Linked DNA regions of Homo sapiens: region 1 is linked to region 2. Evidence: read pairs that join two places in POLR2A ChIA-PET (ENCODE). Cell type or tissue: Panc1. All regions are shown on one strand. Each heading gives the region's core, and the rest is flanking DNA. Links, peaks and the distances in the headings are about the cores only.

Region 1 (15,570 bases), core at 6,515-11,514, 86 kb after region 2:
ACATTCACACAAGTAGAAGGAGAGACCAGCAGAGATTTACCATGATGTCAGAATACAGTTCTGAATTTCTTGGGGCAAAGAAATGTTGCCTGTCTCTCTAGGACGCCATCGGCTTCCAATCAAAGCTTGAGAAATCAGCCCTGGAAAATTGGGAAATGCTAGTGGCAGGCTTGCAGATGGAAGGCAGTGTAGGACAGTTAAGTCTGTCCATTTCCTCATAAAAGTATATCATTATTCCACCTGAGAGGTTTTTATCATCATCCCTAGGAGCTCATCACTTTTCTTTGCCAACCTTTGGCTCCCTCTCAGGAATTAAGGCCTGGTTTTACCTTTCTGTGTTGGCATTTTACTTTTTTTTTTTTTCCCACCATTCCATCTGTTCTCTTTCCCTGAACTCCCAACAGAGGTGATGCTTTGAGGGCAGGGATAATCATGGGCATAATGATATTTATCTAACTTATCTATACTGTGCTAGGATCAGTCCAGCTAAACTAGGTAAATTCCTCTTGTGTTTACTATTTTACTGGGAGCCAACTTATCTGGAAAGGCTGAACAGTACAGAGAAAAGAGGCTAGAATTTCAGGAAGTTAGGACATATTCATTGGTGAATATGTTGGCTGCCATATTGTTATATCATGCTCAAAATAACCCTAAAAGGTAGGCAGTATTGTCCTAATTTTCTGATGTGGAAATTATAAAGCACATAAATATATCTCACTAAATTCAAACATATGTATCCATTCTTAACTCTTCCTTAACTTGGTATTCCAAAATGCTCATCGCCAACCCAACAGAAGTCAGAGAGGAAAACAACAACCTTTACTGATTGCAGTTGAAATATTCTACTTTTATAAATTTTACAAAAACATATGGCCTTGGGCCAGGCGCAGTGGCTCATGCCTGTAATCCCAGCACTTTGGGAGGCCAAGGCGGGCAGATCACCGGAGGTCAGGAGTTCAAGACCAGCCTGGCTAACATGGTGAAACCCCGTTTCTACTAAAAATACAAAAAATTAGCCGGGCATGGTGATGCATGCCTGTAATCCCAGATACTAGGGAGGCAGAGGCAGGAAAATCATTTGAACTGGGAGGCGGAGGTTGCAGTGAGCCGAGATCACGCCACTGCACCATTGCACTCCAGCTTGGGCAACAAGAGCGAAACTCCATCAAAAAAAAAAAAAAAAAAATACTTGTGAACACGTTAATATAATTCCTCCAGGACCTTGGAAAGTTCCCATGAATTGAGGGTCCTGATGTTTAAGATTTATTAGTTTCATGAAAAATCTGTAAATCCATTTCTGATAACGGAGATAGAATTTGGTAGATGAGGGAGAAATTCCAAACTTGTGTGTCACTGGCAGCTGGTACATAAAGAAATTGATACTGTAAGCCTTCACAGTGGCAGGGTAGGGCTTGGCGACTTGCCTCAGGCTGTGGATCAAAGGGCTCCAGAGTGTGGGATCTAATGGCATAGACTGTGGTCCCTGCAGAGTAGGTAGTGAGCATGGTGAGTAATGTCTGCCACTCACTGCTTCCTGTGATTAACAGAACATGACAATTAAGCAGAATGTACTACTGGCCATTATGGAAAAAGGGCCTGCAGAACTGCCAGGGGAGTTTGTGTTCCAGATGAAGGGAGGCTGACTTGGGACTCCACAGTTCTAAGGGATGGCCTCAAACCTGTCTTTACATAAGTTGGCCACTTCTGTCTATTTGTTGCTTAGGTACCCTCCTATTAGCATCCACTCTAGCTGCACAGTAATTATAATCACTGTGTATAAGTGTTCTGTGAATTAGAGCTTCAAGATAATTTTGAAATAGTTGAGATGAAAAGTTAGACTAGATTAGAAATCCATCTCATTATCTCAAGAAATGCACCATTACATTTGCCAATGATGTTAGGTTGAATATAACATCAACTGTGAATATAACATCAACTGGCTGGGTGTGGTGGCCCCCGCCTGTAATCCCCGCACTTTGAGAGGCCAAAACAGGTGGATCAGCTGAGATCAGGAGTTCGAGATCAGCCTGGCCAACATGGTGAAACCCCGTCTCCACTAAAAAAAAAAAAATACAAAAATTAGCTGGGTGTGGTGGCAGGCACCTGTAGTACCAACTACTAGGAGGCTGAGGCAGGAGAATTGCTTCAACTTGGGAGGCAGAGGTAGCAGTGAGCTGAGATCGCTGTGTCACCCAGGCTGGAGAGCAGTGGTGCAATCTTGTCTCACTGCAACCTCTGCTTCCCAGATTCAAGCGATTCTCCTGCCTCAGCCTCCCGAGTAACTGGGATTATAGGCACGCGTCACGACACCGCGTTGATTTTGTATTTTTAGTAGAGATGGGGTTTCACCATGTTGGCCTGGCTGGTCTCAAACTGCTGACCTCAGTTGATCCACCCGTCTCGGCCTCCCAAAGTGCTGGGATTACAGGCGTGATACATTAGATAGATTGAGTTTTAGGTTCCTGTGGGAACACCGTAGGAGACATTAAGTGGTGTCTAATACTGGAAAGTGCTCTGTAGATATACATTTGGAGCTTGTCAGTGTATGAAAGGTAGTCCAAGTCATGGGAATGGATGAGTTTGACCAAGACACTGGATAATGGGAAGACAATAGAGCCAACAACAGAATTTTGGGATCACTACTTTAATATTACGTGCCAGAGCTGTTTGTATATACAGTGGTTTCTTTCATAAATGTATTTGGGAGGAAAGCATTTTTAGCAAATATGAAATTGCTCCTGTAGGGGAGTATCAAGTTGCCTAGGGACTGTGCCCTCTCCATTTAAGAGTCTCAGCCGGGTGCGGTGGCTCACTCCTGTAATCCCAGCACTTTGGGAGGCTGAGATGGGCGGATGACCTGAGGTAAGGAGTTCAAGATCAGCCTGACCAACATGGTGACACCCCGTCTCTCCTAAAAATACAAAATTAGCTGGGCGTGGTGGCGCATGCCTGTAATGCCAGCTACTCCAGAGGCTGAGGCAGGAGAATTGCTTGAACCTGGGAGGCAGACGTTGCAGTGAGCCAAGATCGCCCCATTGCTCCAGCCTGAGTAACAAGAGGGAAACTCCGTCTAAAAAAAAAAAAAAGAGTCTCAAGGTTATCTAGTTGACTGAGGAGGGTGGATGGTGGTGACAGACTTCAGGATTTAACATAATCTTTCTGGTTGCTCCTTCTCTGACTCTTTTGCTGACTTTCACTATTGAAAAGCATGCACACTGCCAATCCCATTGCTTTCCCTGCTCTCCCTTTATTGTCTCCCTTAAAAAGTCAGTGGTGTGTGGCAAGCAGGGCATGTACCTTGAAAATAGGCAGACCCGGTTTAGAATCCCAGCTAACTGTGCGCATGGGCAAATTACTTAGTCTCTCTAATCCTCTGTTTTTCTCATCATAAATCTGAACTAACAATATCTGCCAGGCAGGGTTGCTGTAAGGACTGGAAACAGTATGTAAAAGCACCCTGCAAAAAACCTGATGTACTGAAGCTGTGCTTACCATCATCAGACAGGTCATCTACCCTAAAGGATTTTTTTTCTTGTTCCTTCTTTCCGCAAAAAAAACACAAAGAATCTAGTCTGACAAGGATTTTGCCCTGATTCAATAAAAATGAGACTGGATTTTCATATTGTTGAAGAGATGATGAGGACTCCCCTTTAAAACCAGAGATGCTAAAATCCTTAAATTATCTGGAAAGATTCTTACTAAATTTTGCTGATAAAGAATCAATACTGAAGATTTTTTTTGTCTCTTTCCCTTCTCTTTTTGGGGAAATCAGAATTCCTGTTCTGAAATGTAAGTAGATCTTTATCTTAAAAATAGGTTGACAAGGACATCTCTCTCCTTTTTCTTTAAGCAGATGGTAATTTGTGATTTTTTCCCCCTGGTGCTGGATTCCGCCTGGAGGTATTAGGTGTGGACATTAGGACATGGTCAATGTTCCACCATAATTCCTTACCAGTAGATACCAGTTTCTGCAAATAACTTCTGCATTGAAATTTTGAGTTCTAGGCTGGGCGCGGTGGCTCACGCCTGTAATCCCAGCACTTTGGGAAGCTGAGACGGGCCGATCACGAGGTCAGGAGATCGAGACCATGGTGAAACCTCATCTCTACTAAAAACACAAAAAATTAGCTGGGCATGGTGGTGGACGCCTGTAGTCTCAGCTACTCGGGAGGCTGAGGCAGGAGAATGGCGTGACCCCTGGGAGGCAGAGCTTGCAGTGAGCCGAGATCGTGCCACTGCACTCCAGCCTGGGCAACAGAGCAAGACTCCATCTCAAAAAAAAAAAGAAAGAAATTTTGAGTTCTAATATTACTCCTTCACTCCACTTCCATGTTTTTAATTAGGTTCTGGCCATTTTACCTAGAAACACCACTGCTCCTCACACTAGACACTTTTAACACTGGTAGTTTCATTGTCTTCCTCTAAGCTCTTTCTTCTGGCTGTCCAAATTTCTTCGGTACCATTATTCTCCTGGTGATACAAGTTCAAAAATCAGGAGGCTGGGTGGCTGAAAAACATGATCAAAGACCCTGATCATTCCTGTCTCTCTGTTCACTCATCTTCATCTTCAGGCCAGCTGCCCTCTTGGTTACAAAATGGCTGCCAGAGATCTAGGCATCACCCTAGATACTCCAATGTTCAGATGAAGCAGACAGTAGTTTCTCTTGTATGTGTAATATGAATAAAGAAATATTTCCCTAAAGTCCTTCAGCAGACGTCTCACATCTCATTGGCCAAAACATGCTCATTTTAAAAACAATCAGTCACTGGTAAGGAGTATAGGGTTGTCATGATTGGCTTAGATTAATCAAGATATGGCCCTGAGCCAGGGATAGTGTCATCTTCCCTGATGTGTAGATACCCAAATAAAACTGGAGTTCTTCTAACAAGAAAAAAGGGGAAAATCAAAAGAAGTAAGATATATGATTCTGGTTTCCTTCTACCATCTTAGTCCAAACCCCGGACTAGCGTCTCAAGGACAGCTGTGATAGTTTACCAACTGGTCTCCCCACATTTTTTCCATCACAATTTTGTTGGATTTATCTTCCAGAAACACTGCTTTTCCACTTAGCCCTTTTGTTTAAAAATGCCATTGGTTCTCTCTAACCTTCAGAAAAACATTCAAACATACCATAGAATGTTTAAACCATAGAATATAAGAGTTAGAAGGCCCAGCGAGCTTTGAATGTCAAAACTAGCACCAAGAGCTAGACTAGAAAACATGGACGTGTGGTCTTAGCTAAACACCTCTTTTGCTTAACCAAAGGAACAGTATACAGAAATCTCCCTAAAAGAACAATCTTCAAGCTAAGTTAAGTAACTTTCTAAGGAGGTGTATCAGTACAGATTCTTAAGAGAATCAATTTTGGCTTGTTCTCTCTGAAGGCTAGCCTTAAGTTTCATACAAATTCTTTTTTTTTTTTAGATGGAATCTCTCTCTGTCACCCAAGATGGAGTGCAGTGGTATGATCACGGCTCACTGCAACCTCCGCCTCCCAGGTTCAAGTGATTCTTCTTCCCCAGCTTCCCAAGTAGCTGGGACTACAGGCACGCACCACCATGCCTGGCTAATTTTTGTATGTTTAGTAGAGATGGGGTTTCACCATATTGGCCAGGCTGGTCTCGAACTCCGGACCTCGTGATCCGCCTGCCTCGGCCTCCCAAAGTTCTGAGATTACAGGCATGAGCCACCATGCCTGGGCCTACAATTTTTACGTGTGTGTGTGTGAGAGAGAAAGAGATAGAGAAAGACAGACAGAGAGAGAGAGAGAGACAGAGACAGAGAGAGAGAGACAGTGTCTTGCTCTGTCACCCAGGCTCAAGTGCAGTGGCATGATCATGGCTCACTGCTGCCTTGGCTTCCTCAGCTCAAGCAATCCTTCCACCTCAGCCTCCCCAGTAGCTGGGACTACAGGCCTGCGCCTACCATGCCCAGCTAATTTTTTTTTTTTTGTAGAGACGAGGTCTTACTATGTTGCCTAGGCCGGTCTTCTACTATGTTGCCTAGGCTTAAGCAATATTCTCACCTCAGCCTTCCAAAGTGCGCTGGGATTATAAACATGAGCCATCATATCCAGCCAAATTCTTTATTTTCACCTTCCATTGCAAAACAGCCTATCTTCTCCTTACCTGTCTTGACTCTTACCTTGGTACCTCCAAAATCTTGAGACCTCTGGGGAATAGGGGAGGGGGAAACAAAGGGACCATTTGAAGTATTGGCTCCTCCCATCCCTGGCCTCTCTGGTTATTGTCAAAGAATGCATAACTCTGGAGAGAGAGACCCATGACAGCAAAGTAAAGAACACTTCAAATGCTAAAAATGGAGTCTGCTTTTTGTTTTCACTTATTTTCAAAACAAAATTCTCAAAACCTAGGAGGGGCCATTAGCTGGAAAAAATGTCTCTGAGCAGCAGATGCAGTGCCAGATACTGATGCTGATTCAGGGCTGAGTGATGCATCCATACCAAGCACATACCAAATTTTCACATGCCTTTCCGAGTGTCATTCACCTTTTGTAGAATGCAGTGTGAATGATCCCTCTAAAATTGGGGGTAACATAAAAATAGTTTTAAATTTAAATGGAATGTTTTCTGAGGTTACTACATTCTCTACTACACAAGATAGAATTCATGGATTAAAAATTCACCTGATTTTTTTACATAACGTACACATCATTGAATAAAGTAATTAAAACCTACTTCTATGAAATTACGTCATTGAATATTTTTCCAGTGATAGTCAATTCTCAACTTATTTCTTCTTTTAACTGATTTTTAATTTTTATTTTTTTTAAAAAACAGAGACAGGGTCTCACTATATTGCCCAGACTGGCCTCAAACTCCTGGGCTCAAGTAATCATCCTACCTCAGCCTCCCAAAGTGCTGGGATTACAGGCGTGAGCCACTGTACCTGGCCTATTTCTTCTTTTAAAACATTTATTTTTACTCCTATTAACACAAAGTAACATTATATGCCAGCTGCCAGACTTCATTTTTAGCAATTCATACTTTTTCTTTTTCATTAAGTAGATAGGAAAAGTTAACAATAAAAGTTCTAAAAACAGCTGGATGTGGTAGCATGCGCCTGTAGTCCCAGCTCCTCAGAGGCTGAGGCGGGAGGATCGCTTGAGCCCAGGAGTCCAAGGCTGGAATGAGCTGTGATGGTATCACTGTACTCCAGTTTGGGTGACCAAGTGAGACCCTATTTCTTAAAAAAAAAAAAAAAAAGGAAAAAACTTCTTCCATTACCATCCATCCTCTTATATATCTTTTTATAGAAAGATTTTTTATATAAACATTTATAAAAATAAAAAGTAGGCATAAAATTAGTACTCTAAGTTGAGATACATGAACTAATTGAAAATAGTCCCATTCATCTTATTAAGAACTATATCTCTAATAAAATGTTTCTTTTTAAGTTATTTATATTAATTTAACATGTATGTGGGTCACTTTGATATTTTTACACCAATAATAATTGTAATAATAATAAGTTTTTGACTCTTTAGAGGCTTGGCCATGGTAGAAACTATTACCTGGCTCCCACAATTTGTTCCACCCTCCTTCGGGTACGTAGGTAGCCTACTTTTCCCCATCATCCTTGCTGTAACATGTAGTCATGTAATTGTTCTGGCAACAACTTGTGAGTGGAAATCATGTATGTCACTTCCAGGCCTGGTCCCATGAAATATCTTCTGTGCTTTTCTTTGCTTTTTCTCCTTCTACCAGCTACACGAATTGAGAATGAGGCTCTAGGAAAGCGGTTGGCGAACTTTGGTAAAAAGCCAGACAGTAACTATTTTGGGCTTTGCGGCCACATAAAGCCTCTGATGCACATTCTACTGGTTGTTTTTTTGTTTGTTTGTTTGTTTGTTTTTTGTTTTTTTGTAGCCTTTTAAAGATGTAAATCTATTCTTAGCTCCCAGAGCACACAAAAATAGGCCCACAAGCTAAACCCTTTTTCTAGGAGACAGGGAAGCCATAAGATGAAAGGAATTAGGTTCCCCTCATCACTATGTGGTGGGGAGCACTTTGCTTACCTGGGGACCTCACCCAGGACTATTCTGTGAGAAAGAAATAGGCTTTGATTGTGTTGAGCAGTTACATGCTGGACCTATTTGTTATTACAAATCAGCTTCATAATAACACAGGAAATAAAAAAATTACAAACATTTTTAATGCAGAGAAGTATAATATAAAAAATGAATAATAAGACCTTTAAGCATAATAATATAGTACATTAAGATAAATATGTAGAAGTAGAATAAAAATAGGAGCTTAGGGAAAAAACATCTGACTGTTAAAAAAGAGCTCATTTGTAGACTTTTAAAATGGATGTGGTGGGCATCAAATCGCTTGGATTTAGATTCAATTGGATATTTCAAAGCAAATTGCAATAGTTTATTTTAAAATATCTATATTAATAACATCATGAAAATTACAACCTTTGCAATTATTCAAACATACGATGTAATATTTTAGATGTCAACTGAAAATTTTGTGAAGGAGTACATGGTTTTAAAACATTCTGTTAGGGGATATGCCAGCAGAAACTTTTGAAGAGGCTTCAAAGAACCCTTATAGACTCAGAACCAAACCTCTTTTGAAAGCTTCGTAGATTCCCTGGGCTGAATGTACAAGCAGGGGTTTTTCTGGTTTGCCTCTGCTCTTTTCGAAATCCTGTGTCTAGGTCACCTTAGACAGTGTTCATACACAGGAATGTCCTTGCTTGTCAGGAGTCCTGCCAGCGGTGTTGAGAGGCCAGGTGTAGACCCGTTTCTTCTGACCTTAGATTCCCCAGTGGATCATGAGGATGAAGCTGTTTTCTTTCTTCCTTTCAAAAGTGTTCCCTTCTTGGTGGTTCTGAGGATTCATGAGTTAAATATTTGTTAAGTTTTTGCAATATTTGGCTGAAAGTACGAAGTCTTATTTATTATTGCTGGATGGATGAAAGGTATTATACAAGTGCAAAGTATCATTTCTTCCCAGGACAGACGGCGTTGTCATGCTTAATCCCCAGGCAGCTCATGACCCCATTCTCTTGCACGGCCTCCTCATTTACATAACCAGCCACAAACTGAGTTGAAAGGACTCCTGCAAGAGGATTTGCACTTTCTCCTTTTCTTCAGAATGTGTATCTGCCTAAGCAGTGTGATAACTTTTTTCCCAGACTGGATCGATATTCCTTAGCTGGTCCTGTTGCAGCAGGAGTCCGGTGACTGGAGAGAGGAAGCTCTTGGGCAGTGAGTAAAAAAAGAGAATTGACTTCTTTTTTTTATCTGTTTCTGTCTACTCATCAGGCCCTGGACAAGTCACTTCACCTCTTGCCTCATTTTCTTTTCTTTTCTTTTCTTTTTTTTTTTTTTTGAGACGGAGTCTCGCTCTGTCGCCCAGGCTGGAGTGCGGTGGCATGATCTCGGCTCACTGCAAGCTCCGCCTCCCGGGTTCACGCCATTCTCCTGCCTCATCCTCCCGAGTAGCTGGGACTACAGGGGTCCGCCACCAGGTTGGACATCAGCACCTGTAGAGGGGATAGCACTGGATATGGAAAACTTAGAGTAGATAGTGAAGGAGGAAGAGGATAAATAGCAGTTATGGCCTCAAGACCAACTACAGCGGTAGGGGCTGTGGTTTGTCTCATTAATCGCCCTCTTCTAAGATTCCCCTGAGGAGGAAAGGCCCACAGCAACCTTGGATGAACTGCGCCCTGAAAAATGGAGAAGTCAGCCTGTGTGATGCAGTCTGTACGCACTGTGATAAAAACCATGTGGGTAAATGCTTAGGACTTTCTTCAATAGAGTCACTGTGAGGACAGCAGTGAGCTGACATCTTCACCAGCCACACCTGTAAAATTGCTTGCACTGTTCACACTGAAGGCCGTGGTTTCTTGTCTACCAAGGGTTGAGCCCAGCTGGGTGCTAGAGCTGAGCCATTGCTGCCCATCGCGGGACGCCCCTAAGGGTCAGCTGTTGCCTTGGAAGCACTGGCCTGGTCGGGGCTGAGACTTTTCCTGGCCAGCCCTCCTTCCTACCCTCCTCCTTCACTATTGACAGACGTGCATTGCAATCTGAATACTCTCCTAGCTTACTCACCTTCTTTCTCCTCTTTAACTTTTGCAGGCATTTTCCCCAATACATCTCTGCTCATCTGACTCTTATCTTGGCATCTGCTTCCTGGTGGATCTGAACTGACCCATAAGCCACGCTTACTAGTGATTTTCCAGGTAATCATCTATTTTTATTCATTTTTTTTTCTTGATTGGTAGTTTGAACATGATATTAAACACATTTACTGTATAAATATAGATATCATTGTTGGCCAGTTTGCTGTAATTGAACTCTCCAGAGGGGTTTCAGGATGGTTTTGCTTTTTCTAGAAATTGTAGCAGGGAAGCAGAGGTCTACCTTTGTCTGTTTTCAGAAGGGCAAGTTTACCTTCAGAGTTTCCCTGGATTACTTTTAATGTTTCCTTTCCTTTTCCCTCCCACTGGACTCTAGTACTGGGGACCTTGTTTGTCTTCTTTAAACGATAGAAGTGCAAGTTCAAGTGAAATGACATTTCTAGAAGAATGGAAATTCCTTATTTAAGTGAAGCCCTTTTGAGTTCAGATGGGTATGTGATAACAGAAAGAGAAGAGCACTCTTGTTCCCAGACTAGCTACCCACTGCTGCCCAGGCTGCAGAGTAATGGGACTGGTGCAGGAACTCATTTGGGATTTTCCTTGGTAAGATTATGTGGTCACAAAGGAGGTTCCCTTGTAAGATGTGGGGTTCTTGTATATGTGGGGGTATATTGTATATGTGTATTGTTCTTGTATATGTGGGGGTTCTTGTATATGTGTATAACCTTGTATATGTGGGGTTCTTATTTCTTGTTCCACAAAAACAAAACCCCTGGCAGTGGTGAAATAGAAAAGACTGACTAAAGGTAAAAACTTGGACTCTGTACAAAGGCCTTTGGTGATTTTGGGTAAAAAAGGCCAAGTCTCTCCCACGCCAATGGCTTGTGTTGGAGGCTGTAAAGTTACTCATTTAGCAAAGCTGACCAGAAAGTCAAAGGGAGGATTCATTAGCAAGGTTGAAATTTACCACTAGATTATGCTTGTCTTTCCAGCCAAACAGAATGAGACTTCATGGCAGTCTTTTTGTGGGGTGTTCAAACACTAATGAAAAAAAATTTGAAACCAAGGTGACTTTTTGGTGAGTGGAGTGTCTGAGGGAGCTTATGTGGAGAAATCAATGTAACTATTGCCTCAGTGTTGTCAGAGAATTTATTAAAAGGGATCCCCCGTTCCCCATTGGTAACTACTTATTTTTTTCTAAGAATGGGATCCAACACTTCAAATTTTAGACCTTGAGTTGTGATGTGAAGCAATGAAGACTCAGTTTTTTGTTGTTTTTTTTGAGACACAATCTTGCTCTGTTGCCCTGCCTGGAGTGCAGTGGCGCCATCTCGGCTTACTGCAACCACTGCCTCCCAGGCCCAAGTGATTCTCCTGCCTCAACCTCCTAAGCAGCTGGGATTACAGGCGCCCGCCACCATGCCCGGCTAATTTTTTGTATTTTTAGTAGAGACGGGGTTTCACCATGTCGGCCAGGCTGGTCTCAAACTCCTGACCTCAGGTGATCTGCCCGCCTTAGCCTCCCAAAGTGCTCAGATTACACGCCTGGCCAAGAGTCAGCTCTTGACAGCCCCAAAAATCTATCCTTAGGGCAGATAGAAGAGAGAGATTTTTCACATGATAATGTATTTAAATCAGGATTAGACAAAGAACTTCATCCTTCCTTGCTGAAAGATACAAGTTGTCATATTTAATTGGAAAAAGGCAGTCTTTTACACTTATGAGAGAAGTGGATACCTAAAAATCTAGAGGCTTCTTTCCCTAAAAGCCATTAACCAGTATTATTTTTATAGATTTAATGCCAACTAACCAGACTCTGAATTATTATCATCTCTAGTGTTGAACTCCAGGCTGTACAATCTATACGAGGGATAAGCCTTGACTGACACTTTCACAGACAGCAGTTACAGAATTTTTTAGGAAGGTGACAGGTAGATCTCAAGGGTCTTCTCATTCACTTTTTCTTTGGTATCTTATCAAGATGTTTTAATTCTCTTTTCAAATATCTTCAGATTCTTTTCCCTCTGGTGAAACAGATGGCAGGTAGGAGGAAATATACAGAATGAACTGTGAAATTTCTCTTGTCTAAAATCATTCACAAAAAATGGGAGATGATGACTCAGTAGAACTACAACGTGCAGCCACTGGGTTAGTGCCCATGTAGTCCTAACATTGTTTGGCTGTTAAGAGCTTCATGTGATACCTCCAAGTCTAGAAGGACTCAACCAGAGTATCAGGACAGATTGAGACTTGGGGCTTCCACGAATTTGGAGCATAGTGGGATGCTGGGTTGCCTAGACATCATTAGTAAGATTTTTTTCATAATTTTTTTTTTTTTTTTTGAGATGGAGTCTTGCTCTGTCGCCCAGGCTGGAATGCAGTGGCACGATCTGAGCTCACTGCAAGCTCCACCTCCTGGGTTCACGCCATTCTCCTGCCTCAGCCTCCCAAGTAGCTGGGACTACAGGTGCCCACCACCACGTCCTGCTAATTTTTTGTATTTTTTAGTAGAGACGGGATTTCACCATGTTAGCCAGGATGATCTCAATCTCCTGACCTCATGATCCACCCCCCCTCAGCCTCCCAAAGTGCTGGGATTACAGGCGTGAGCCACTGCGCCCGGCCCCATTAGTAAGATTTGTTTTTTCCTATAACAAAATGCATCAAGTTCCAACTAAACAATTTACAAAATAATTTTAGGAATACAACTCTTAAAAAGTAGAGACCCAATGTTTCATATTAATTAGAAATAATGATTCACATCACAGAAGGATTCTTTAATACACACAAGCGCTCCAATAATCAGGGTTTGATTGAATTTTCAGTACCTCCAACACATTTAAGTTTTTATTTATTTAATGAGAGGGAGGAGACAACTAAGCTTCGATATACATTTTAGGAGCCTCTGTACATCGTATGGCCATTAGATGACAAAACATTTGTGAAATGATACTGTAAGTCAGTGGAGGAAAAATGCCTTTAAAAACAGCCTCTCTTTCCCTCTCTTTAAAGGAAAAGACAAAATAGTGTATGCTCACAGAGGAGGAAGTAATTAAGAGTCTGATTCTGTTAGGAAACTACAGAAGAAATATAATTTGAAAGCCGGAGAGATACTGGAGGGGTTGAGTCCTGGTGCTCTTGTTATAAATCAATGGCCTTTGGCAAGACATAAACTTTTCTAAACCTTGGTTTTCTTATCTGTAAAATAGTTCTAGTAAGGTGTATCTGCCCATTCTCACAGGGTTACTATGAGATTCGTGTGTGACTGTACATGTGAAGTTGTTTTGTAGTCTGTAAAATATTATATAAATATGATTTATTATTATTGCCATAGTTGAAATACTAACAGCTTTTAATGATCATAACTAGATTGAGATGTCTTCAATCATATGGTCAAATTAGGATGTATTGTGTGGCAGATGCTGTATGAGAATTAATCTACTCTCTTATCTAAGATTATCTAGAAATATATATTTTTAAAGAAAATTTAGCCATTTTTAAGCATGTGTGAATTGAACTGGTGCCCACAGGCACTGGCTTTCTTATACTCAGGTCCTCTCTCCACCTTGTTTTGGTTTGGAGGGCTCTCTTCTCCTTGGCTCCAAACCACAAATTAACTTTTTTGACCAGGCATGAAAAGTGTCCTAACTTGTGTCTGGACAATGCTGAGACAGAGAGATAATAGTAGAGCCCATATATACTTGACTCTTGTCACCAAGAAAAATAAGACAAGGAAGAGCAGTGGCTTGAACAGCTAGTGTAACCAGATCTGTGACTTATTTGGGTAAAGGGAGGAGTTGAGTGAAATTGTCAAACAATAAATGTTTTAATCAGGTGGCAAACTCTTCCAAGCTCAGCTTGAAAGATCACTTCTGCCCTTGAACACAATGGATATTAAAAAAATATGTACCGTATTTGTTGAATGGATGGATAATATTGAGCACCTTGAAATTCCCCCCACCCCAAACACTGCTAATTAGTTCTCTCATCACACCCAAAATAATACTAATAATATGGTTTGTACTTCTGAGAGTGATGATTCAGTGTTATCATGTTACACATATATACAGATATAAGCACACAAAGAGAAATATTTATCTTTTTATTTCTACATAGTTTTTAATATAATTTTAGCATCTTTTTATTCATTTTTCCATGTTTTTGAACAAAGTTATAATGATAGTATTCACAGATCTTTGTTTCGTAATTTTTCTCATTAAAATTATAAAAATTCTTAAAAACATTTTTCAGGTTGTCACATTGTCTTCATAAACACTTTCAAATAACTATCAGAATCTTCATTGCATATGTTAAGCTGTTAGATATACTTAACCATTCTCTTCTTAAATATTTAGGAAATTTCTGAGCCGGGCGCAGTAACTCATGCCTGTAATCCCAGCACTTTGGGAGGCTGAGGCGGGCAGATCATGAGGTCAGGAGATCGAGAACATCCTGGCCAAAATGGTGAAACCCCCATCTCTACCAAAAATACAAAAATTAACTGGGCATGATGGTGGGCTCCTGTAATCCCAGCTACTTGGGAGGCTGAGGCAGGAGAATGGCTTGAACCCGGGAGGCGGAGTTTGCAGTGAGCCAAGATGACGCCACTGCACTCCAGCCTGGTGACAGAGCAAGACTCTGTCTCAAAAAAAAAAAAAAAAAGAAAGAAAGGAAATTTCTAATTTCCCGTTATTATAGATCATGGTGCAATGAGCAACTCTGCAATATGCCCTGATCATTAACTTCTAAACCATACTGTATATTGTTGAGCCTTTTCAAAAGTGTATTTTTATTTTCTAGGAAAATATCTATTACTTAATATTTCCCATTTAAAAATATTTCCTCCAGTCCCTTGCCCCAAAATGATAGCAAAAATACTAAAGGATAAATAACTTACATAAGGTACTGAAGTTAAGATTAAATATCAAAAATTCCTTTTTTCTCTAGCCCAAATGCATTACTAAAGCAACAGATAACATCAGACAAAAGATAGTGCCTTCTGGCCGGGCGCGGTGGTTCACTCCTATAATCCCAGCACTTTGAGAAGCCAAGGTGGGTGGATCACACCTGAGATCAGGAGTTCGAGACCAGCCTGACCAACATAGAGAAACCCCATCTCTACTAAAATACAAAATCAGCCAGGCATGATGGCGCATGCCTGTAATCCCAGCTACTCGGGAGGCTGAGGCAGGAGAATCGTTTGAACCCGGGAGGTGGAGGTTGCGGTGAGCCGAGATGGCGCCATTGCACTACAGCCTGGGCAACAGGAGCGAAACTCCGTCTCAAAAAAAAAAAAAAAAGATAGTGCCTTCCATCATCATTATCATCAAAATTATCTTCCTTATCATCATGCCAGTGATGCATTTATTAAGAACACCAAAGTGAAACACGGCAACAAAAGAGTAAATGCAAAAATGAGTGGCAGCACCAATTATTTTTTATTTAGGTATT
Region 2 (15,570 bases), core at 10,269-15,268:
TTGTGTTAGATGATTTTGCCCAACTGTATGCTAATTAAGGTAGGCTAGACTAAGATTTGATGTTCAGTAGATTAGGTGTATTAAATGCATTTTAGACTTATGATACTTTCAGCGTATGATGGTTTTTATCAAGACGTAACTCTATAATAAGTCAAAGGACGTCTGTATCTTGCCAATTTCACATTCAGTTATTCTTTAAGAAAACACTTGTTAATTGGCTGAAAACATTGGCCACGTCTTCCTAAGCTCACATGTAATTTTTCAAACTGCATTTATTACCAGCATTCACACTTTTGCTATACATAAAGTGTAACGGGTATAGCTGGGGCAGGAGGAGGGTTGGTTCAGAGAGGCAGGCGGTCATTTTAATGTGTTAATACAGCCATCAGCTTCTCAAATACATAAATTGCACTAATCTGTAGGTTTAATAGTACTTTAGAAAAGTGCCCCCTCATGGGTGATTTAATCATGTTTTGCAGAAGCCAACACACCAGGAGGTCTGAGGCTCTGTGAAGTGATGGATTAGAAGAGCAGATTTTACAATTTTATAAAATATTCTAATATTTTATACTAATTTCTATTGTGGGGTAGTGATATTTCTTTTTCCATGTTCTGCATCCAAAGAAATAGCTGTGTTGCTTTGTTACTTTTAATAGTGTATATTTATTTAATACTTTACGGCAGACACTGTGTTATATTTATTACCTCATTTTATGCTTGTAACAATTTGATGAGGCGGACACTTTTTAATCTTATTTTACACATGAGGAAACTAAGATCAGAAAACCTGCCCCATGTTGGCTGGGCACAGTGGTTCACACCTGTAATCCCATTACTTTGGGAGGCCAAGGTGGGCAGATCACTTGAGGTCAGGAGTTCGACACCAGCGTGGCCAACGTAGCGAAATTCCTGTTTCTACAAAAAATACAAAAATTAGCCAGGTGTGGTGGCTCGCACCTGTAATCCCAACTACTGAGGAGGCTGAGGCAGGATAATTGCTTCAACTCGGGAGGTGGAGGTTGCAGTGAGCCAAGATTGCATCACTGCACTCCAGCCTGAGCAACAGAGCAAGACTCTGTCTGGGGAGGGGGGATGGAGGAAGAAAACCTGCCCCATGTCACACAAATAGCAAGGGCAGAACTGGGTATTGAATTGTAACAATTTAACTCTAGTGTTCATGTGCTTGACCATCTATACTTGACTTCATCTTTAAATAAAATCTAATAGCTCAGAGAATGTACATGATCAGACTTAAAAGCTCCTTGTATTTCCCCATGCATGATATTTTTCGAGGATTTAATTTTTATAAGAAAGATGACCACTTCAAGGAAACTATTTACACGTGCATAGTAGGATAATGTGTATAAGCAGGACTTGTGCAGTTTAACCTGTATGTCACTATATGCCTTTTCTAAAAATATTTTAAGGTAAAAGTTAAGAAGAAATAAACATTCAACTAGAATATTTCATGAGCATTTAGTGTAACTACATTTGTCTGTTTGCTGATTTTCTAAACACCCCCTCCCCACTTGTTTCACTCATTTAGGTATCAGAAAAGGGTAGCCCTGTACATTGCTGCTTTTTGTGGGTACATTGAACTCACTGAATGGGCCCTGAAGCAGGGTGCGCGGCCCCACGAGGCAGTCGGTGTTCACCCCTATCGAGCATGGTGCCATGAAGCCCTTCATGCAGATGTCTCTAAATGCCCCATTCATGCAGCCGCAGAAGCAGGCCAACTGTTGATTCTGAAGGCCTTTGTCAACTACAGTGTGCTGTGCCTGGAATGCAAAAATGCAGCAGGACAAACTCCCCTGACCATTGTGTTCAAACACAAGCATAAAGACTGTGTATTATATTTGCTCAGTAAAATGTGGTCCACAGTTTCTTTTCCAAAAATTTCAGTCCCAATGAGGATTTATATTAAAATAAAACAATGGATCCTCAGAGCTCAGAGTCACAGTCTTCATAAAAGCCAGTTTTGTGGAGCAAGGGTCTTTGGGGCAAAAGTTGGAGACACTGTGATGGTGGATGGTTTCACCAAACCAAAAATGACCTCCAAGAGCTGGCATAAGGCTGGGAACAGCGACTCACAAAGCATCGTGCTCAAGCTACCATCTCTCAGCAAACAAACTGCAAGCAGCAAACCTGTCAATCCTTTGGCAATTTCACAGCCGGACACAAGAAAACAAGCCCTCAAATTTCATCCACTGGTGAATGCAAGTTCATTCTCTGAATTACAAAAACATCAACAACAAAATCAGAAAAAAATTACTGCCACAGCTAGGAAAAAAGAAAAGCTCATAAAAAACACATATCTTCCCCAAGTCCCCCTCCCTCCAGTTTCAAGAGTGGGATATTCACATCCATCGTTTTTCTATGCAACACCCAGTGCTGACTTTTTACTGAAGTCCTCCTTCTCATCTTTCTTAGAGCACAGTGGGAAGACTCCATGGGAGAACGCAATCTACTGCTTAGCTGTGGCAAGGTAATGTTCTCCCCTTAAACATACAAACAGCAAAGCTTTTATAAGGCAGGTCCAGGATAAGGAATGGTCCATAATGCCCTACTATGCCACTGAAAGTAATACAAGTTGTTCCAGTGCATCAATACCCAGCTTCAAGGACCTCATCTTAGCCTCATCACTAGGACAAAATGAATTAATATTATTGGCCAATCCAATCTGTGCAGTACTTTACTCCTCAAACTTTCAGGAGGGAAAGAAACACAGTAGAAAGAATTGTATCAATTCTCAAGGTCCCTTGCTGCTGCTGCTGCTGCTGCTGCTGCTGCTGCTGCTGCTGCTGCTGCTGCTGCTGCTGCTGCTTTTCTTTTTTCTTTTTGTTTGAGACAGGGTCTCGTTCTGTTGCTCAGGCTGGAGTGCAGTGGTGCTATCACAGCTCATTGCATTCTTGAATTCCTAGGCTCAAGCAATTCTCCCATCTCAGCCTTCCAAGTAGCTGGGACTACAGGCACATGCCACTATATCTGATTGATTTTTTTTTTCTGTAGAGATGAGGACTCACCATGTTGCCCAGGTTGGTCTCAAACTCCTGGGCTCAAGCGATCCTCCCACCTTGGCCTCCCAAAGTGCTGGGATTACAGGCATGAACCACTGTGCCTAGCCTGCTAATGCTTCTTCTTTTTCCTCCTCTTCCACTTCTTTGTCTTCCTCTTCTTCTTCTAAAGCTAATAAAACATTAATTGTAATTAGAGGGGAAAGAGAGAAAACTGAAATATGGGAGGGAGACATAAAAAGTGTCATAGAAAACTAAATGGTAATGAAAATGGGAAGAAAGAAAGGAACACATTAATGACAAATTGAATGATTAAAGACTTGAATTGACTGACTAGGCAAGATACACATATGGGGTGAGATCTGTATTGGACAGGGTGCTAGAATTGACATTAATATTTACAGTGAGTTAAAAGGTAATCCTTAGCACATCTAAAGAGATAAGAAAGTGTATCGGAATTAGATGTTTAAGGTACACAACTCTCTGATTAGAGCTCAGATCCCATCCATTACTTATGAGGTATTATTTGATGCAAATTTTACAGTTAGAAATATAGATTTACAAGCGACTTTTCCCTTTACTCAATATAATGAGAAGTAAAGAAAAAACAAGGCTAGATTGTTCTACTTGCTTTTCTGTACTGGTCTTTAGCTCAGCTCAACTTTATTTCAGTTAGGTTGTTGCCACCTTGTGGTGAGAGTAATTTGGGCTGTAAAACTCAAAATTCAATATCCAACAGAGTGAGGTTGACAATAGAGGAAGACACTTAATAGCTTAATAGTCTCAATCTTTGTAATTTGTGAGATATCTCTGACTAGAATGTATAAAAAGAGATCACCAAAAATTCTAGAAATATACTAGGAAAATTATTAATTGAAAAAACTACATAGTCCCTCTTAAAATAAGGCTGTAAACAAGAAAGGAAATATTGATTTGTTTTATCAACAGATACATGCTAAAAATGAGTTTATTTTTCAAACATTCAGTAAGTGTTTACTATAGCCCAGTGCTGTGCCCAGCAGAATGGAAATGTGCATGAAAAAGCATCTGTTTTTAAGGTGTGTGTGTGTGTGTGTGTGCATGTGTGTGTGTGTGGTTTTAGATAAGAAAAGCTGACAGTGTCTGTTGTTGTATACAGTGCTTTCTTGGGGAGGAAATGAGTTATGAAATATATAGTAAAATCCATAAGGACCACTAATCTCACATATATGGCTTGTTGAATTTTTATGTTTTCATACAAGCACTACTCAGATCAGATGCAAACTATTTCCAGCACCCCCCAAAATTTCCTTCATGCCCCTTGCCAGTCATGATCCTTCCCGGATGTAACTATTATTCTCATCTCTATCACCGAAGATTACTTTAGCCTGTTCTTGAACTTCATATAAAGGGCACATATGGCATATACCTTTGATATTTTGCTTTTTTTGTTCAACACATTGCCTATAAGATTCATCAGTGTTTTTGCATGTATTGATTGTTCTTATTTCTATGTAGCATTCCATTTGTATGCAGTATTCCATATCCTAATTTATTTATCTATTTTCCTACTGATGGACATTTAAATTGTTTCTAATTTAGGGGCTACTTTGAATAAAAATGCATGATTGTTCTTGCATATGAGTTTTGGTGGACATCTGCGTTCACTTCTCTTGACTCTATACCAAGGAATAGAATTGCCGGGTCATAGGATAAATTTATGTTTAGCTTTAGTAAACATTTCAAAACACTTTTTAAAAGAGACTACCAGTGTGCTTTTTTTTTTGTAGCTACATTTCATAAGGATTGGAATTATTAATGAGTGGCAATTTCAAGGTCAAGAAAGAAATTTCTAGAGAAAACATTTTGTTAAAGTGTTATTCTGTGAAGGAAAGAGAGAGAGGAAAGAAGGAAAGAAAATAAGGAAGGAAGGAAAGAGAGAAAGAGAGGAAGAAAGAAGGAAGGAAGGAAAGAAAAAGAAAGAAAGAAGGAAGGAAAGAAAGAAAGAGAGAGGAAGGGAGGAAGGGAGGAGAGGAGGGAGGGAGGGAGGAAGGAAGGGAGGGAGGGAGGGAGGGAGGGAAGGAAGGAAGGGAAAGGAAGGAAGGGATTAATGCAGAAGGGAGACCCATAGGGGGAGTGGTGGTCAGTCTGACCGCACATTTACTCTGGCAGTGTTACTCCTAGCAAATCCTCTTTCCATTTCTCTTTTCTCAATATTTTTCTCTTTCCTGTATTCACACCCTCCACTTCCCATCCATTTCTGCCCCCTTTCCACTGAATCTTTCCCAGGATCTGTTCCACCTTCCTTTGTTGGTGGGCTGTGGAAGGGAAGGAGAGATCTACAATCTCATGACCCTGCAGTCTTCTTGATCGAGTTCAAGTTCCCCATAGAAGTCACAAAAGCACTTACATCTACCTGAAGTAGACAGTCAAGGCAGGCAGTCAGGTGGTCTGAGCACCCCTCTAAATGACCAGTGCAGCTCTTGTACCACAAAGACACAAACATGAGGAATGGATGGACGCTATCTTGATGGCTACATGCACCATCACCAAGCTAGTGTCATAGCCAGGAAATGGGGAAGAACCTAATGTAATCCTTCATGATGCTGACCCAGGGATCAGGTGGGTAAAGTGACCATCAGATGTTCCTGTTTTACAGAAAGGGGAGTCTCCCAAAGCAGACAAGTCATCTGGCATCATGTGAAAGTACTTGTTGGACCACATGTCATTCAGGAACTCCTACCTTTAGATTCATAAAACTAAACCTCTCAGGGTTGACTCCAAGATGGCATTATGCAGTTAACACAGATCAAGCGCTAATGTGGGTTTGGGTTGGTGAGTAAATGTGGCTGGTGTAGACAGTCACTGAGGCCAGAAGGTCACATAGAGTCTCATTCCTCAGCCTAGACGTCAGTAGGCTTTACACAGGTCAAAGAATATCTGTAAGGTGTGTCTAGAAAATAGCTTTCCTTATTGCTCATTGTCCAATTCCAGAGAGGTTTATGTGACCTGGGAGTCCAGTTAAGTAAAGATTCAAATGTAAGGGATTGATCCAGAAGGCTGAGAGTTTGAGTGGACTGAGAATAGATGATAATCTCAAATGTTATGAGCTTTGCTGGGCTCTTGTACTCTGGATACAAGTACAGCTCTTTGTTTTTATTCTTTATTTAAAAAGGCATATCTTGTATGTTTTAATCACCTTTTGTATCTCCAGCACATAGAATAGTGCTTGCCATAGAGTAAGTGCTCAATACGCATCTTTTTCTTAAGGTAAACAGTTTTTGAATGAATGCAGAAAAGCCAGGTTTCAAATGCCAGGGAGAGAATCAGGATAGGCTCTGAGCCTAGGAAGAGCAAGGATATGCATCAGAACAGGAGAGGACTTCAAACTAAGTCTGGTGGGATACAGGGAAAGGCTGAAAGTGCCTGAATGATTTCTTTAAGACTTAACACCTAATTTTATGGGCTGCATGGATGGGTTAACTCAGTTTAGAGGGCACAGAAAGACACAGCCATTGAGGTAAAGCAAGAAGTTAATCTAGAACAAAGAAGTTGAATCAGGCAGACATAGACCTGGTTCAAATGTTGGAAACACTATGGTACTTTTATACAGGGTTACTCCTAATAGATTGAGTGAAAGCCTTTTAGAAATACCAGACTTTGCCAGACAACATGGGCAGAGGTGAGGTAAAGGATCCAGGCAGAGCTAGTAACATGGTCAAAGGCACTTTTGTGAAAGAGCAAGCAAGAAATTGAATTTTCAGGAAGGTACGTGGATTTGCAAAAGTCATCCTAGGCAATAAGGAAGAACTGGCTGGAGATAAGACTGGCAAAGTAGACTGCATCTACACTAAGAAGCATCTTGTGTGACCAAGTGAAGAGTTTGCTTCTTATTCCCCCTTCCATGGGGTAGGAGGTAGGTGGGAAGCTCATAGAAGTTCTTTTTCATGAAGTAAGTTCCATAATCAGTTTTTGTTTGTTTTTGAAGACAAATCTGATAGAGATGTATGGAAGACTCGTTGGAAAGATGTGGAAAGACTATAGTAAAGGTAGGAAGCTGCAAAAAGAGAAATAAGAGAAAATAAAGACCTGGACTAGAACAACAGTAGTTAGGGAAAAGAGAAAAGGCCAAATACAAGAGATATTTCTGGGGAATAATCCACAAAATTTGGTCACTGACTGGGTGTGGAAATAGAGAAAGAAGGAATTTAGTTTCGTTTCTAGCTTTGGAGATGGTGAGGATAGCAAAATCGAAGTGTTAGAACAAGGAAACAGAAGTGGGACAAGTTTAGGAAGAAGATAAAGATATGTTAAATTAGAAGTGTCTATGGGATGAATATTTTTATTTGTTAATTGGAGATATGCCACTTTTGAGAAAGGTCAAGGAGTCATGGATAAAAGAATTTAAACAGTGAGTAAATGAGGACTCCTAGGATGAGGGTGTAGAAAGAGAGGAGGACCAAAGATAGAATCTTGGAGGACCCCAACATTTAAGGTGATGTAAAACACCTCTGTATTAAATCACATTTGCATCCTACAAAGAGTAATCGTATTCAAATTTGCAAGTCTTTATTAGTATATAGCCAGAGAATAACTATCATAAAACATTAAGTTCCTTTGCATTTTAGTTAAAGACTATCAAAATACCTAATATCTTTTCAATTAAAAAATCCTCATGTGTGTTCGTAGGGGTAGAAAGTGGAGAAAAGAGGAGGCCAGGGAATATGTGATGTATAGGAATATCTAGAGAGGAGAGAGAAAAAGTTTCAACCCAGAGAATTCTACATGATATTGAGTGGCTTTCTGTTTCTAGTTGTGGATTCTAAGTTTTTAGTATTGCCTTGAGAAAATATCATTCCCACTGCATCACAGGGAACTTGTTTTAGAAAGATTACTGTTTCTATTTCACATCTACCTATGTGACAAGACAAACTAGCCCTAGCTACAAAATCAACCTGAAGATTTCCATCCTTTTTCAGCTATGTATGCAGACAAGATCAGACCTCCTTACAAATTATATCTTGTTTTCTTGCAGTGCCTTTAAAGAGAAACGATGGCTTCAGCAGTTAGAAATAGCAAGAGTCCTGGCCAAAAAGAGCATTTCTAACTTGACTACCCGAGGAGGTCTGACAGCGTGTGAAAACTCTCTAGAAACTGTGCTTTGAAAAGTCATGACAACTTCAGTTTGGACAAAGACCTGATCAAACAGAATGTCCAGTTCTAATGTTAACATTTCTAATAACAGTTCTAATGTTATCATCTCTAGTAACAGTTATAATGCCACATAACTTTTAATAGGATATTTAACACCATGTTTTCTCAGACTTCATCACACTAAGTGAAACTTTAGTGCTATTTTTGCATAAAGAATATGAGGAAGAATTCAGAAGAAACTTAGAATAGTAGTTGTCCACAGGGTAGGGGAGCTGAGACAATGGAAAACAAGGAAGTGGGAATTTTTACAGTTCCTTTGTTTGTTTTTCTTTTTTTTTCCTAAAAAAATGTGTTTTGGTTTTTTAAGCCATATGAATGTAGAACATATTTAAAAATAAATAAAATTTTTAAATTATATTTAAGGAAAGTTCTTAAGAAAGTTAACAAATACCATCCAGGTCTAAAGCTGATCTCAGACATCTTTTGAACTGCTAAAACATTGTTTCCAATTAATTTTTTAAATTGAGTTAAAATTTACATGCAGTGAATTGCATGAATCTTAAATGTAAGATTCAATGGGTTTGAAAAATATCCCAGTCAAAACATAGAACATTTTTGTTACCCCAGGAAGTTGCTTCAAGCTCCTAAGTCAATCCCAACTTCTTTAGGTAACTGCTATTCTGATTTCTAGCTCCGTAGATGAGATTTTCAAATCACTGGTATCATGCAGTTGTTCACTTTTGTGTCTGGGTTATTTTGCTCAACCTAATGTTTTAAGAATCATTTGCATTACTGCACATATCAGTAGTACATTCCTTTTTTTCTTTTTTTCTTTTTTTTTTTTTTTTTTTTTGAGACAGAGTGTTACTCTGTCATCCAGGCTGGAGTGCAGCAACACGATCTCAGCTCACTGTAACCTCCACCTCCCAGGTTTAAGCAATTCTCTGGCCTCAGCCTCCTGAGTAGGTGGGATTACAAGGGTGTGTCCCCACACCCTGAGTAGCTGGGATTACAAGCATATGTCACCACACCCAACTAATTTTTGTATTTTTAGTAGAGACAGGGTTTCACCATGTTGGCCAGGCTGGTCTCGAACTCCTGACCTCAACTGATCCACCTCCCTTGGCCTCCCAAAGTGCTGGAATTACAGGCATGAGCCACCATACCCAGCCATACATTCCTTTTTATTACTAAATAGTATTCGATTATATGGTTGCACCATAATGCATGGTGTATGGACTGTATGGATGTTTGGGTTGCCTCCAGTTTTGACATATTATGAAAAAAGCTCTATGAACATTATTGTAAAAAGTATTTTTCTGGACATGCTTTCATTTCTTTTGGGTAAGTATCTAGGAGTAGAATTGTTGGATAATAGGGTGAATGTACATTTAACATTATGAGAAACTACCTAAGAGTTCTCCAAAGTGGCTTTATGATTTTTAACACTTTGACTAGCAATGTACAAGAGTTCTGGTGGCTTCACACACTTGGTGTCATCAGTGTTTTTTACCTTTAAGTCATTCTAGGGGGTTTGAAATGGCCTATCATTGTGGTTTAATTTGCATTTTCCTGATGACTATAATGCTGGATGCCTTTTCATGTGTTTATTGGCCATTTGTGTATCTTTTGTGAAGTATCAATGCAAATTTCTGCCTATTTAAAAAATTGGGTTATCTTTTAATTATTGGCTTGTTGGAGTTTTTGTATTTATGATACAAGTTCTTCATCAGATATATATAGATATAGATATATGGTGCATATTTTTCCCAGTCTGTGGGATCACCTTTTCATTTTATTAATAATGTTTTTTGACAAACAAAAATGTTTTAACTTTGATGAAGTAGAAGTTATCATTTTTTTCTTTTATGGTTCATGCTTTTTATTTCCTCTGTAAGAACTCTGCCTGGCCTGATGTGGTAGCTTATGCCTGTAATCCCAGCACTTTGGAAGCCTGAGGTGAGCGGATCACTTGAGGTCGGGAGTTTGATACCAGCCTGCCAACATGATGAAAACCTGTCTCTACTAAAAATACAAAAATTAGCCAGGCATGGTGGCGCATGCCTGTAATCCCAGCTTCTCAGGAGGCTGAGGCAGGAGAACCGCTTGGAACCAGGAGGCAGAGGTTGCAGTGACCCAAGATAGTGCCCCTACACTCCAGCCTGGGCAACAGAGTGAGACTCTTATCTTAAAAAAAAGAACTCTGCCTACTCAAATGTAATGAAGATATTCTCTTATATTTTCTTCTAGAAGTTCAATAATTTTATGTTAGGTTTATAATCTATCTCAAATTTGTGTGAATGATGTGTGGTAAGGGTTGGGATTAATTTTTGAAAAGACTTTCCTTTTCCTCACTGAATTACCTTAGCATCTCTGCTGAAAATCTCTGCTGAATCTCTGCTTAGCATCTCTGCTGAAAATCAATTGGCAATATAGGTACAGATCTATTTCCAGACTTTCTATTTTGTTCCATTGATTTATTTACTTGTCCTTATACTAATACTACACTGTCTTAATTACTATGTCTTAATTAGCCTTGAAATCAGGTAATATGTATCCTCCAACTTTGTTATTGTTTTTCAAGTTTGTTTTGGCTATTTTTAGTCCTTTGCATTTCCATATAAAATTTAAAATAAACTTGTCATTCTCTATTTTAAAAGCCTGTTGGGTTAGCCCAAGACTTGAGCCAATTCTCATACCTGGACACTCTTGTCCTTCAGTACATGGATGATTTACTTTTAGCCACCCATTCAGAAACCTTGTGCCATCAAGCCACCCAAGCACTCTTAAATTTCCTCGCTACCTGTGGCTACAAGATTTCCAAACCAAAGGCTCAGCTCTGCTCACAGCAGGTTAAATACTTAGGGCTAAAATTATCCAAAGGTACCAGGGCCCTCAGTGAGGAACATATCCAGCCTATACTGGCTTATCCTCATCCCAAAACCCTAAAGCAACTAAGAGGGTTCCTTGGCATAACAGGTTTCTGCCGAATATGGATTCCCAGGTATGGCGAAATAGCCAGACCGTTATATACACTAATTAAGGAAACTCAGAAAGCCAATACCCGTTTGGTAAGATGGACACCTGAAGCAGAAGTGGCTTTCCAGGCACTAAAGAAGGCCCTAACCCAATCCCCAATGTTAAGCTTGCCAACGGGGCAAGACTTTTCTTTATATGTCACAGAAAAAACAGGAATAGCTCTAGGAGTCCTTACACAGGTACGAGGGACAAGCCTGCAACCTGTGGCATACCTGAGTAAGGAAATTGATGCACTGGCAAAGGGTTGGCCTCATTGTTTACTGGTAGTGGTGGCAGTAGCAGTCTTAGCATCTGAAGCAGTTAAAATAATACAGGGAAGAGATCTTACTGTGTGGACATCTCATGATGTGAACAGCATACTCACTGCTAAAGGAGACTTGTGGCTGTCAGACAACTGTTTGCTTAAATATCGGGCTCTATTACTTGAAAGGCCAGTGCTGCGACTGCACACTTGTGCAACTCTTAACCCAGCCACATTTCTTCCAGACAATGAAGAAAAGATAGAATATAACTGTCAACAAGTAATTGCTCAAACCTATGCCGCTCAAGGGGACCTTTTAGAGGTTCCCTTGGCAGATCCCGACCTCAACTTGTATACTGATGGAAGTTCCTTTGTAGAAAAAGGACTTTGAAAAGTGGGGTATGCAGTGGTCAGTGATAATGGAATACTTGAAAGTAATCCCCTCACTCCGGGAACTAGTGCTCAGCTGGCAGAACTAATAGCCCTCACTCGGGCACTAGAATTAGGAGAAGAAAAAAGGGTAAATATATATACAGACACTTAAGACTAGGGGCTTGCCTAGTCCTCCATGCCCATGCAGCAATATGGAGAGAAAGGGAATTCCTAACTTCTGAGGCAACACCTATCAAACATCAGGAAGCCATTAAGAGATTATCATTGGCTGTACAGAAACCTAAAGAGGTGACAGTCTTACACTGCCAGGGTCATCAGAAAGAAAAGGAAAGGGAAACAGAATGGAACCACCAAGCGGATATTGAAGCCAAAAGAGCTGCAAGGCAGGACCCTCCATTAAAAATGCTTATAGAAGGACCCCTAGTATGGGGTAATACCCTCCAGGAAACCAAGCCCCAGTACTCAGCAGGAGAAATAGAATGGGGAACCTCAAGAGCACATAGTTTCCTCCCCTCAGGATGGCTAGCCACCGAAGAAGGGAAAATACTTTAGCCTGCAGCTAGCCAACGGAAATTACTTAAAACCCTTCACCAAACCTTTCACTTAGGCATTGATAGCACCCATCAGATGGCCAAATCATTATTTATGGGACCAGGCCTTTTCAAAACTATCAAGCAGATAGTCAGGGCCTGTGAAGTGTGCCAAAGAAATAATCCCGTGCACTGCAGTCCACACATTTCAATCCCTGTATCTTTAACCTCCTTGTTAAGTTTGTCTCTTCCAGAATTGAAGCTGTAAAGCTACAAATAGTTCTTCAAATGGAGCCCCAGATGCAGTCCATGACTAAAATCTACCGCAGACCCCTGGACTGGCCTGCTAGCCTGTGCTCCAATGTTAATGACATCAAAGGCAACCCTCCCAAGGAAATCTCAACTGCACAACCCCTACTATGCCCCAATTCAGCAGGAAGCAGTTAGAGCGGTCGTTGGCCAACCTCCCCAACAGCACTTGAGTTTTCCTGTTGAGAGGGGGGACTAAGAGACAGGACTAGCTGGATTTCCTAGGCCAACTACGAATCCCTAAGCCTAGCTGGGAAGGTGACCACTTCCACCTTTAAACACGGGGCTTGCAACTTAGCTCACACCTGACCAGTCAGATAGTAAAGAGAGCTCACTAAAATACTAATTAGGCAAAAACAGGAGGTAAAGAAATAGCCAATCATCTATTGCCTAAGAGCACAACGGGAGGGACAATGATCAGGATATAAACCCAGACATTCGAGCTGGCAATGGCTACCCTCTTTGGGTCCCCTCCCTTTGTATGGGAGCTCTGTTTTCACTCTACTAAATCTTGCAACTGCTAAAAAAAAAAACAAAAAACAAAAAACAAAAACAAAAAAAAACCCTGTTGGGATTCTTCTGATAGGGCACAACTGACATTTTAATAATATTAAATCTTATAATCCATGACGTATATTTCTGTATCGGTGGTATACATTTCCATTTATTCAAGTCTTAATTCCTCTCAGCAAAGTTTTGTAAATTTTAGTGTATAGGTCTTGCAAATCGTCTGTTAAAGTTTTTTTCTAAATATTTTATATTTTAGAGGCAATTTACTAAGATGATTATAAGATAGATTTTGGTAAAATAGTCAGAGGCGCCTAAAATCTAAGGCTCATTCTAAAAAATGCCTTTGAGTTCCCAATTAGATATTGCTGGGTTGGGGCACAAAGGTTAATACAAACACACACACATGCACGTGCAGACACTCACACACGCATTCACACACATAGATGATTCTACAGGGATGTTGTAAGGCAGCATGTGTATAGGTATTAGTTCACTATAGAGAAAACAAGAGATGATAGTGACTGGCAGGAGGCACAGCAGAAATTCTGGGGTGTTGTAACATTCTATTTCTTGTTCTGGAGTAATAGGTGTGTTTAATTTGAGAAGATTCAACAATGAGTATTTAAAAAATCTGTACCCTTTTCTGTTTGCATTTATAATACATTTTTTTAATGAATTAAAATAATTTTTTAAAATGTCAGGAGCTAATTCATGCATTTGGTGCCAGCTTTAGAGTCATGAGAAGGTGGCTGGTGTGAGTGAGGCTTGTCACCACGTTATTGTCCTCTTGACAGTATAGTGAATTGAGCTGTAATTCCTTGCAGGGGGTGATAATATTTTATGTGTCATTGAAACACAGCTAAGGAAATATCCTGTGCAAGGATTCTGGGCTAGAATACCTAAGAAGGAGAAAATAAATGGGAAAATATAAGAGAAAAGAAAGACGTATGAGCTGGAGGGGGATAGAAAGATGCAGAGAGAATGTGAGGGGATGATTGATATGAAGCCTTGTTCTCTACCAGCATCAATTGAAAAAAATACTGAGTATTTATTATTTGTTCACATTCACCCTGGAAGTAAGATAGCATGAAGTGACATTAAGACTGTATATATTTATAATGTAAATCTAATTGTAGAGCATTAGTATTAACATGCACAGGATATGCTGGGACATTTATTCTCAGCCTGATTCTTTTAAATTAGAGTTAATGTACATTCCCTATGCTTCCTTCTCATTTTGTTCATTCTCCAAGTATTGCTACTCATCACACTGTATGGAAATTACTTCATTATCTTTCTCCCTCACTTTTCTGACACCTCCTAGAGGGCAAGGACATTGTTTTATTCATCTACAAATTGCCAAAGCATAGCATATCTTTGAACCTTTAAGGAATTGCTTAATAAAGTTTGTTAAATTAAATGAATGGCTTTTAAGATGATTATTTGTGAATTTATAGGAGCATAAAATCTGCTCCTATAAAATGTAAATGCTGCTGTTTGCTTAATTCTAATTTATTGTTTCATTTGATCATCAAAATCAATTTTTAATGTGAATTTATTAGTTCATCTGAGCATCATAACAGCCCTGCATGGCACAGAAGGGCAGTATTAAAATGCCAGTTTTACAGACGAAGAGGCTATGGTTATAACATAAAAACAACTTATTAGAAGTCATACAGGTAGTGTCAGAGCCAGATCTGGAATCTAGAGTTTTGAATTTTCACTCAGGTAATTTTTTCTAAACAATTATATCACTTATGGCAACAGAAGTCACTCTATAAATTATCCTGGGGTGTTTTAACTCCCAGGCTGGTTTTTCTTGGATATAACTTGGTTTCTTTCTTTTTTTTTTTTTTGACAGTGTCTGACTCTGTCACCCAGGCTGGAGTGCAGTGACTCAAATCTTGCTCACTGCAACCTCTGCCTCGCAGGTTCAAGCAATTTTCATGCCTTGGGCTACCAAGTAGCTGGGACCACAGGTACATGCCACCAAGCTTTGCTAATTTTTGTATTTTTAGTAGAGATGGGGTTTTACCATGTTGGTCAGGCTAGACTTGAATTTCTGGCCTCAAGTGATCCTCCCGCCTTGGCCTTCCAAAGTGCTGGGTTTACAGGCATCAGCCACCATACCTGGCCTAACTTGGTTCCTTGACCACCTTTTTTAGACAGCCTATTGTGCTACTCCCTAGTCTCACCTTCACCTCGCCTGTCCTCACTTCATTCCCTGAGATTACAGACAAGAAAGGCCATTTCATATTGGCATAATATTGTGTCTATTTGCAAATTCATTTCAGCATTCCTACTCCCTATATATGTACAGTTCTTGAATACCTCTTTTGAATCAGTTGAAACTGGTTTTTACTGTAATCTCTCATTAATTACAGAATGCTGTAATTCTCTC

The links. Peaks named below come from ENCODE experiments on the same cell type or tissue, not always from the same donor. Only the 100,000 strongest peaks of a DNase experiment are listed, where the experiment ranks them.
Region 1: POLR2A ChIA-PET joins it to region 2 with 13 read pairs; 3 of 35 experiments call an interaction of 5 or more read pairs at or near these places.

Annotation. Positions count from the first base shown.
Region 1 is chr3:149,664,439-149,680,008 of GRCh38, reverse strand. It overlaps a transcript of WWTR1 not described here. Among named protein-coding and RNA genes, the nearest start is that of WWTR1-AS1, 14 kb to the right of the region's middle. RefSeq lists enhancers at 1,227-1,728, 8,818-9,358. In Panc1, for the core only: no CTCF peak of the experiment used is centred there; no DNase peak of the experiment used is centred there; H3K27ac peaks cover 381 bases.
Region 2 is chr3:149,754,072-149,769,641 of GRCh38, reverse strand. ANKUB1 (ankyrin repeat and ubiquitin domain containing 1) reads left to right here. Exons shown (of 6, transcript NM_001144960.3): 5 at 1,547-2,485; 6 at 8,029-8,542. The coding sequence ends at 8,158. Among named protein-coding and RNA genes, the nearest start is that of COMMD2, 9.4 kb to the right of the region's middle. In Panc1, for the core only: no CTCF peak of the experiment used is centred there; no DNase peak of the experiment used is centred there; H3K27ac peaks cover 74 bases.